Linked DNA regions of Homo sapiens: region 1 is linked to region 2. Evidence: chromatin contacts called from ENCODE Hi-C or POLR2A ChIA-PET data. All regions are on one chromosome and are shown on one strand. The core of a region is the stretch at or near the end of the contact, and the rest is flanking DNA. Distances in the headings are between cores, read along the strand shown. Region 1 holds the start of RPL26 (ribosomal protein L26). Region 2 has its middle 12 kb from the start of GUCY2D.

Region 1 (5,031 bases), core at 1,229-3,728, 390 kb before region 2:
TCCCAAAGTGCTAGGATTACAGGCGTGAGCCACCATGCCCGGCCTGAAGGTTTCATTTTGAGACTCGGTATTGAACAGAGGGAGAAAGAAAGGAAGGCCTGGGAGGGTAGGGTGTCAGCAGAGGATGTGAGGGCTGAGGAAACAGAGAGGGCCTTGGTGGGAAGACAGGAAGACGATGGGGACACCCGAACAGGAAGGGAGTTGGGAAACTAGTAAGGACAGTAGGAAGAAAGAGAAGGAGTGACAACGTGAAGGCCAGAAAGGCAAGGCAAGGAAGGAAGGCAGGCACCTTCGGCAGCTCCCTAGGACTTCCAGACCCAAATCACACTCAGCTCAGCCCTAGAGCCCCTGGGCTCCCGTCTAAATGCCTCTCTTCAGCGGCAAGGACCTGGTTCCTGGAAAACACGAGTCACGCTGCTTCACACCTCCAAGCCTTCCTTCAAGCAATTCCTACTGCCTTGTGGAGCGAATGCTAACATTCTTCCAATTCCAGTCAATGCTGACCTCACCTCAGAAGTCTTCCCTGACCCCAGAGCTCCCTTCTGCTCCTGAATCACAGAGACAGCAAGGGCAGCTGGCTCAGCGAGCACTTTTCCTGTGGTCTCGTGGCTGTTGATTCCCTTGTCTATCTTTTCTTGTAGACAGTAAACTTCCTGAAGGCACAAACTTTGACCTATTTTGCATCGCCAGTGTCTAGTTTCAGGGCTGGCCCAGGAAAGAAGCCTCATAAATATTTGTTGAAAAGAGTCGCAGCAGAGGAATTCTTGCTGAATTTTTCAGTGATGAATAAAATCTAGGGCTACTTCCTTCACAGCATATTTAAGAACACAACTATTTTTAAATCATGAAAACGCATGTTCGTTGCTGACCATCCTCTGGGCAGTCCTGACTATGAGGTTCCCACAAATTGGGGCCATATACAGTTCCCAGAAGAGGCCGGGGAGCCAGCCTGCACGGGTTCTGCTGTGACTTATGGGTCCTGTATAACCTTGCACCAAGTTCCTCTCATTTCTCTGTGGCTGAGTTGCCCAATCTGTAAAATGGGGACAATAATACCAGCAACAACAGAGCCATTTTGTGGATTAAAAGAATTCATGATGTAAAGTGTAGAGAAGAGCGTCCCCACACTCAGAAGGCTCACTACGTCTTCGGTATTCTTGTGAAACGCCTGTCCTCTGTCACTGTGACACCCGTGTCATTCATTCAGCAGAAGCCGTTCAGCGCCGGTGCCTGCTGCACTGCCGCTGCCTCAGAAACCATTTGCAGGGGCCGGGCGCGGTGGCTCACGCCTGTAATCCCAGCACTTTGGGAGGCTGAGGCGGGCGGATTGCCTGAGGTCGGGAGTTCGAGACCAGCCTGGCCAACATGGTGAACCCTCGTCTCTACTAAAACTACAAAAATTAGCCGGGCGTGGTGGCGGGCGCCTGTAATCCCAGCTACTCAGGAGGCTGAGGCAGGAGAACCCGGGAGGCGGAGGTTGCAGTGAGTGGAGATCGTGCCAGTGCGCTCCAGCCTGAGCAACAAGAGCGAAACTGTCTCAAAAAGAAGAAAAAGACACACACACACACACACACACACACACACACACACACACACACACACACACACACACACACACACGAAGAAGAAGAAAAGAAACCATTTGCAGGGAGCGCACGGCTTCCGTCTGGTCCTGAACTGGACGCAAACAGGCCGAGCATTTAGAAACCCGCGCAGCTCCCCGCACCGAGAGGCTTCCTCTCGCCTGGCTCCTTCGAAGCGTGGTCTGGACCAGCACCTCCCACAGCACTGGGGGCGCCTTGGAAACGCGGCCTTGGACCTATTTCCGCGGGGGCAGGCGGCGATCGGTGGCCCTGGTCCTCGCAAGGCCCCTCACCACCCAGAACTGAATCTCTGGCGGGCCCTGCTGTGCGGTCAGCAGACGCCCAGGTGCAGGGGCGGTGGCCGGCGTCGCGGTGGAGCTCGTTAAAGTACCGGCACGCTGGCCGCGCCCACGCCACGGGCGGGAGGGGACGGTGAGTGCAGGGACCCAGGCGACCGGCCGGCCGGCGTCCCCGCGCCTCCTGGCGGCCAGAAGCAGGGCCTGCGCTTCCCCGGCTAAGGGGTGCCGGCCCCCGCCCCGGCACCTGGGAGTGAAGGTACCAGCGGGTCTCCTGGGCGGTCTCCTGGGGCCGCTCGTTCCTTCATCACCCCCAGGGGCAGTTGGACCCTGAGCAGCCTTAGCCAATAGCCCCGGGACTACCCTTCCCAGAGGATTCAGCGGCAGCACCCGGGTCTCGGAAGGGAGACACTAGGACCTGGAGGAGGGGAGTTTTGCAATCCCTCGCAGTTCCCCTCCTAGCCACTAGGTGACACTAGCCATAAATTTATTTCCCAGTTTACTCCCCTCGCTCAAACTCCGCGCCCCTCTCGCTCCGAGAGACATAGGTCTCGCGAGATCTTTGGTAAACTTACAGAACCGGAAGCAGCGTGTAGTTCTCTTCCCTTTTGCGGCCATCACCGAAGCGGGAGCGGGTAAGGATTCGGCGGGCAAGCGGGTGTAATCAGCAGCCATCCGTTCTTGGGCATGGTGGCTTCCGACCGCGGGGACCCCGAGAGTCTCTTGTCGGCCGAGTAGCAGCCAGGAAGGAGAGACTGGGATGGTTTTTTATCTGTTGCTTTCTTAAATCAAGGGCCGCCGGGCCGGAGATGGATGGAGGGACCGGGGATTTGGGAACTCGAAAACGAGCTGAGGGAAGGGAGCCTGTGGAAATAGACTGGAGTCTGGGTAGTGTCGTTTCCTAGAGAATGGTCTCGAAGTAACTTCTCGGTAAAGTCTTCACGGAATTTCCAGACCACACTTGCCCACTGGGAGGCTTTTAGGACCCGAGACGTGTGCAGGCTTTTCCAGGTTCGGGTTGGTGGGCCTTATTCATTTTGGCGGGGCTATACGTATTCACTCTTAAGCCTGTAGAAGATGAACGTTGATTGTACCTTCTAAAACGTGAGGTTATAGTTAAGAGAATTGCGTTGTCGGTCTGCTCAGCAGAGATGTAAGTCCAGTCTTGATTTCCTCAGGCACTACTTGAGGAGTTGGGAGAGTGTAACTAAAAGGTCTTATAACTAGGACAAGTGTTTTTGATGCAAAAGTCTTTAGTCCGTAAACATATACAGAAAACACCCGAATAAAACAAAAAATAAAAAGTTTCGAGCTTCGGTTGATAGGCCCTTCCGATCAAACAGTTTTTGTTGAAGTTGCACAACATGACACTGCCTATGATCATTCTAGACTATCAAGATAAAATCATTGCGGTTATTTGTTTGGAAGCTGGATGAGATTTTGGTCATTTAAGAGTCTTTTTAACTTTTTATTTAGCCAAAATGAAGTTTAATCCCTTTGTGACTTCCGACCGAAGCAAGAATCGCAAAAGGCATTTCAATGCACCTTCCCACATTCGAAGGAAGATTATGTCTTCCCCTCTTTCCAAAGAGCTGAGACAGAAGTACAACGTGCGATCCATGCCCATCCGAAAGGATGATGAAGTTCAGGTGTGTATCCCTACTTGTTCTCGTTGTCTTGATGGATATTTTACGCACTTAGCTTAGAAGAGAGATTGCATTCCTGAGAAAGATGCTTCTGAGACTCTTGCTCCCAAAGAGTGGCAAGATGAGTTGAGCCAGGGACCAAAAAACAGTAAGTAAGCTGCTTTTCAGTTTTTAATTGTATTATTTGGTGAAAATCTTTTTTTTTTTTTTTTTTGAGATGAAGTCTCGCTCTTGTCCCCCCCAGGCTGGAGTGCAGTGGTGCCATCTCAGCTCACTGCAACCTTCGCCTCCCGGGTTCAGGCGATTCTCCTGCCTCAGCCTCCCGAGTAGCTGGGATTACAAGCGCCCGCCACCACGGCTCGGCTAATTTTTGTGTTTTTAGTAGAGGCGGGGTTTCACCATGTTGGGCAGGGTGGTCTCGAACTCATGGCGTCAGGTGATCAGCCCGCCTCAGCCTCCCAAAGTGCTGGGATTACAGGCGTGAGCCACCGCGCCCGGCTGAGATGGGGTCTCACTCTTACCCAGACTGGAGTGCAGTTGCGTGGTCATGGCTCTTGTGGGCTCAAGTGATGCTCCCATGTAGGACCTTTTTTTTGTTTCTGTAGAGAGGGGTCTCACTTTACTGCCCAGATTGGTCTCCAACTCCTGGGGATCCTGCCCGAAAATCAGTTTCCTCAAACGTCAGATGATGTGACCATAATTAGGTGACATAATCAGAACATTGCTTTGGGATTAATCCTTTTATCAATATATTGTGACTACCCAACAGGCTCATTTTGCCTGCTGTCCAGATAGAGCCGATTTATCTAGACAGGAATTGCAATAGAGAAAGAGTTTAATTCATGCAGAGCCAGAACGAGAGACCAGAGTTAACTACTCAAATCATTCTCCCGGAAAATTTAGGGATGGGAGTTTTTTTAAGGATAATTTGGCAGGTAGGGGGCCAGGGAGTGGGGCGTGTTGACAGGTCGTATCAGAGATGAAGGCATAGGGAGTTGAAGCTGTCTTCTTGCTCTGAGTTGGTTCCTGGATGGGGGCCACAAGATCAGATGAGCCAGTTTATTGATCTGGGTGGCACCAGCGGATCCATCAGTGCAGGGTCTGAAAAAAAAAAATCACACAAATCTTAGGCTTTACAGTGTGTTATCCCTAGGAGCAATTGGGGAAGCCTCTAGCTGCCTAAACTGTAATTTCTAGTCTTGCAGCTAATTTGTTAGCCTACAAAGGCAGTCTGGTACCCAGGCAAGAAGGGGGTTTGTTTCAGGAAAGCACTGTTAGCATCTTTGTTTCAAAGTTAACCTGTAGACTAAGTTCCTCCCAAAGTTAGTTTGGTCTATGCCCAGGAATGAACAAGGACATCTTGGAGGTTAGAAGCAAGATGGGAGTTAGGTCAGTTCTCTTTAACTGCTGTAATTTTCTCACTGTTGGCAATTTTTGGAAAGGAGGTTTCAATGTTTGGTCATTGAAGAGGCAGTTGAGGACCAGTAAACAGAATTGCTCCCAATC
Region 2 (5,128 bases), core at 1,739-4,238:
GATGACATCCAAGTAGCAGTGATATAGGAGGCAGGACTTGACTCCAGAGGTGGGGCTTGGACTCTGGACCAGATTGAAGACTAGCTGAAACACGGAAGAGGTGAGAACACCACTCCATAAGACACGCCCACCAGTGCCATGTCAGTTTACCATTGCCATGGCAACACCCAGAAGTTACTACCCCTTTCCATGGCAACAACTCAACAACCCAGAAGTTACCAACCTTTTTCTAGAAATTGTTGCATATCCACCCCTTGCCACCAGCTTGCCCTTGAATTCTTTCTTGGGTGAAGCCAAGAACCCTCCCTGGCTAAGCCTCAATTTTGGGGCTCACCTGCCCTGCATCAGTGGAACCAGTGACAGTCACAGAGGACAGCCTACACCAAAGCTTGCATTGGCAAATTCTGGGTCTTTCCTGTTCATCCAGGTTTTCCATGGGTCCACACAGTGGAGCTGGGCATGTAAGGTGCTCAGGGAGTGCTAGTGGAATGTTACGATGCCACATTCCAGGGAAGCTCTTGACCACCCCACAGAGCTGGGATGATCTCATTTTTAATCCAGAACAGGTACCCTGAGAGCTGCAGAAAGTTGGTGAATCACCTGTGGAGACTCAGCTGCCTCTGGACCCAACTTGGATGCAGAAGTGCTAGACCTTGAGTTGATGCCATAATGGGAAGAGCCTTGTGTTTTCATGTGGTTGGAATGTGAGTTGTGGTCAGAGGGCAGGCTGTGGCGTATTGTATTTTCTAAAGATGGCCACAACAGGCTGGGTGCAGTGGCTCATGCCTGTAATCCCAGCACTTTGGGAGGCCGAAGTGGGTGGATCACAAGGTCAGGAGATCGAGACCATCCTGGCCAACATGGTGAAATCCCATTTCTACTAAAATACAAAAAATTAGCCGGGCGTGGTGGCCTGCACCTGTAGTCCCAGCTACAGTCCTTGTCATCTAGGTTAAACTGGCTACACCCTCAGCCTGGTGTGAGCCAGGCCCTGCCAATCCATCACCTTGCCTGGTGACTGTGATGGGCTCGGGAGTGGACATCCGACCAAAAGCAGGCCAGTTAGTCAAGAGACTCAATTCTTGGCCGGGTGCAGTGGCTCATACCTGTAATCCCAGCACTTCGGGAGGCCTAGGCGGGTGGATCACCTGAGGCCAGAAGTTCAAGACCAGCCTGGTCAACATGGTGAAACTCCATCTCTACTAAAAATACAAAAAATCAGCCGGGCATTGTGGCGGGTGCCTGTAGTCCCAGCTACTCAGGAGGCTGAGGCGGGAGAATCCCTTGAACCTGGGAGGCGGAGGTTGCAGTGAGCCAAGATCCTGCCATTGCACTCCAGCCTGGACAAAGGAGTGAAACTCCGTCTCAAAAAAATAAATAAATAAATAAAAAGAGACTCAATTCTTGGATTTTTGTGGAAGCCATTAGGTAAGTGGGGTCTTTGCTGGTTGGATTTAAGTCTGGGAGGATGAAGGACAGCACTGTTGCAGCCGTTTTGCCACAATGAGGGGAGGGCCTTTGGGAGGATAAAGCCCAGCATAGAAGAGAGCAAAGCCTGAGGCCTGCGGCGTCTATGCCTGAATCCAGCTGTGCCTGAAGGTAGCGCTGTAGCTCAGGTTTCCAGTTACAAGAACCCATTCAACCTTTCTGCCTTAGCCTGGTTAGCATTGTGGTCCTACTGAACGTACCATTCAGGAGAATCACGTTTAAAAGTGGCACAAGACAAAGACATGAATCTGAATACCTTCAGACTGGGATTACAGGCACGTGCTAATTTTTGTATTTTTAGTAGAGACGGGGTTTCGCCATATTGGCCAGGCTGGTCTCGAACTCCTGACCTCAGGTGATCCACCCGCCTCGGCCTCCCAGAGTGCTCGGATTACAGCCGTGAGCCACCGCGCCCGGCCTCATTTTAGCCATTTTTAAGTGTACAGTTTAGTGGCATTAAGTACAGCCAAAATTTTTGTGTAACCATCACCACTACACCTGAAACTCTTCACCATCTCCAACAAAAGCTCTGTACCCATTAAACAACGACGGCCCCTCTAGTCTACTTTCTCCTGTATGAATTTACCTATTCTAAGTACCTCGTAGAGGTGGAATCATACAGGATTTGTCCTTCCGTATTTGGCTTATTTCACTCAGGGTAATGTTTTCAGGGTCCACCCACATTATAGCATGTGTAAGAATTTCATTCCTGTTAGAGGCTGAATAATACTCCATTGCATGGATGTACCACATTTTGGACACCAAGTTTTTTATTGTGAATGCAAGATTCTGGCATTAATGTTATTGAGGGTATTAATTTGAATATTTTAAGTACATTCTTGTACTTATAATTCGTGTACTCCATTCCGTTTGTTTGTTTGTTTGTTTGTTTTTTGTTTTTGAGACGGAGTCTCGCTCTGCCGCCCAGGCTGGAGTGCAGTGGCGCTATCTCGGCTCACTGCAAGCTCCGCCTCCCGGGTTCACGCCATTCTCCTGCCTCAGCCTCCCGAGTAGCTGGGACTACAGGCGCCCGCCACCAAGCCCGGCTCATTTTTTGTATTTTTAGTAGAGACGGGGTTTCACCGTGTTCGCCAGGATGCTCTCGATCTCTTGACCTCGTGATCCGCCCGCCTCGGCCTCCCAAAGTGCTGGGATTACAGGCGTTAGCCACCGCGCCCGGCCCGTGTACTCTATTCTTTAGCGGATTGCCCTTCTTTAACCACCTTTTTCAGGAGGCGGTAGGGCCTTACTTCGGGGTGATTGTCCGTTGACTCTTCACCCTGGGGAGTGGAGCTGGAGGCTGACGCGCTTGGAGGCTGGTGTGGGCTCCCTGGTCGTCCGCATGGATCATCTTTTGCTGCCTCCCCTCTCCTCTTCCGCCGACCCCCTCAGCTACCCCGTCTTGGTGCTAAGTGGATGCAGATGAGACAACGGGCACGTTTCCCTGCAGGGACCGGCTTAGCCGCCAGGGGGAGCCCCAAGGATAAGGCGCGAGGCGGCCGGGGCTCAGGTTGCGCAGGCACCGAGGGCACCTGGGCTCTTCCGCCCCCTGCTCTGTGAAGGCCAGGGTGCGGCAGGGCCACCCTCCCCGGAGTCTCTCTTCTTCTGGCCGCAGCGGGTAGACCGCAGAGTGGTCCGGGTGCAGCGGCGCCCGGGCAGCTGCGGAAGTGGCAGGGTTGGGGTGGCGGCTGGAGCGCCACGCGCGTTCCCTCTCCCGCTTCCGCACCCGCTTCTGCACCAGCCTCGGGCAGTCAGTCCCCCGGTGGTTTAGTGATGGAGGAAGCGAGGCGCGATCGGGCGGCGCTGGACATTCCTCAGCCCTGAAACCCTGATGCCCGGGGCCCGCTGCTTAGAGCTGGGGCTGGGCGGAGCTCTACTGGGGAGACCTTTCCACCTTCCTTTAGGGAGCCCCTCCTTTGCGCTGGGTGCTCAGCTCAGCACTGCGTGACTTTGCTCTCAACGAAGAACACATTTCCTCAAATTCCTCAGATTTTCAGTTCTGTTAGTAACATTCTCTCCAGCTTTATCATTTGCTGGAACAGATTTTTTTTTTTCCGAGACCGAGTTTCGCTCTTGTTACCCATGCTGGAGTGCAATAGCGCGATTTCGGCTCACTGCAACCTCCGCCATGCGCTAGCATGCCCGGCTAATTTTGCATTTTTTTTTTTCAGTAGAGACGAGGTTTCACCATGTTGGTCAGGCTGGTCTCGAACTCCTGACCTCAGGTGATCACCCACCTCGGCCTCCCAAAGTGCTGGGATTACAGGCGTGAGCCACCGCTCCAGGTCGGAACAGTTCATTTTTTAAACTGTCATACAATTACTTCTTTCTGATCATTTCCATGACGTGTGGGGAGAAAAGAGACAATTGTGGGGTACAATCCTTGAAACCAGAAATCAATGAAGTTATACTTGACCGGATTTTAACATTCTTCCGCATTATGGTTTTGTGTTTCCTCCTTTCTTCTTGTCTCTTTTTTGATAATTATAAACATTGATTCCTGGCTGGGCACAGTGGTTCCTGCCTGTAATCACCAGCATTTTGGGAGGCCAAGGCGGGAGGATCATTGAACCCAGGAGGTCGAGACGGCAGTGAACCTGATCACACCACTGCACTCCAGCCTGAGCAATAGAGCGAGACCCTATCTCAAAAAGAAAAAAAAAAGAGTCCTAATGATCTAGCACATTCTACATTCACTGCTTGATTCTGGGACATGTTTCGTTGGGGATTATAGTTCTGAATTACAAAGTATTACCGGAATGGGCTGTGATCAGGATTATAAATAGCAGCAATTACATGCTTTTTGAACTAGAAAAGATGTTCTAAATTGACCTAGATATATACAGACTATTGGGACACGTGGTGGATAAAAATTAAGGCCTAGTAGCTGGACTCTAAAAAACAATGTTTTCCACCAGGGGGAGCTGTAGACTATGTCTGAAGGTATTCAGATTCATGTCTTTGTCTTGTGCCACTTTTAAACGTGATTCTCCTGAATGGTACGTTCAGTGGGACCACAATACTAACCAGGCTAAGGCAGAAAGGTTGAATGGGTTCTTGTAACTGGAAACCTGAGCTACAGCGCTACCTTCAGGCACAGCTGGATTCAGGCATAGATGCCGCAGGCCTCAGGCTTTGCTCTCTTCTATGCTGGGCTTTATCCTCCCAAAGGCCCTCCCCTCATTGTGGCAAAACGGCTGCAACAGTGCTGTCCTTCATCCTCCCAGACTTAAATCCAACCAGCAAAGACCCCACTTACCTAATGGCTTCCACAAAAATCCAAGAGTCTCTTGACTAACTGGCCTGCCTTTGGTCGGATGTCCACTCCCGAGTCCATCTCAGTCACCAGGCAAGGTGATGGATTGGCAGGGCCTGGCTCACACCAGGCTGAGGGTGTAGCCAGTTTAACCTAGATGACAAGGACTGAGGGGGACAGGGAGAGGTCTAGAGGCAAAATCAGGCTCTGCTGCTGGAAGTGGGTGAATGGGTGCTGGTGCTGCCCTCAGAAAACATACAGAGAAGGAGGCCGGGTGTGGAGGCTCACACCTGTAATCTCCGCGCTTTGGGAGACTGAGGTGGGCAGATCATCTGAGGTCGGGAGTTTGAGTTCAGCCTGGACAACATGGTGAAACCCCATCTC

The links. A loop is a pair of places that touch in the nucleus more often than their neighbours do. ChIA-PET counts read pairs that join two places held with the same protein, here RNA polymerase II (POLR2A). Pooled maps may share reads with other maps.
Region 1: a pooled map shows a loop between it and region 2 (4-fold over the local background). The contact joins the promoter of RPL26 here to the enhancer-like site in region 2. A Hi-C loop is called at or near these places in 3 of 50 pooled maps. POLR2A ChIA-PET finds 5 or more read pairs at or near these places in 2 of 52 experiments (HEK293T and activated CD4-positive, alpha-beta T cell).

Annotation. Positions count from the first base shown.
Region 1 is chr17:8,380,640-8,385,670 of GRCh38, reverse strand. RPL26 (ribosomal protein L26) reads left to right here and starts at 2,478. Exons shown (of 4, transcript NM_000987.5): 1 at 2,478-2,514; 2 at 3,356-3,528. The coding sequence starts at 3,361. RefSeq lists a silencer at 1,884-2,153 and enhancers at 1,585-2,302, 2,554-2,723, 2,303-3,020.
Region 2 is chr17:7,988,176-7,993,303 of GRCh38, reverse strand. No RefSeq gene overlaps it. Among named protein-coding and RNA genes, the nearest start is that of GUCY2D, 12 kb to the left of the region's middle. Within about 2 kb of position 2,988, at least 25 of the 41 ENCODE cell types and tissues checked have a DNase peak (open chromatin) inside an H3K27ac peak, as active enhancers do.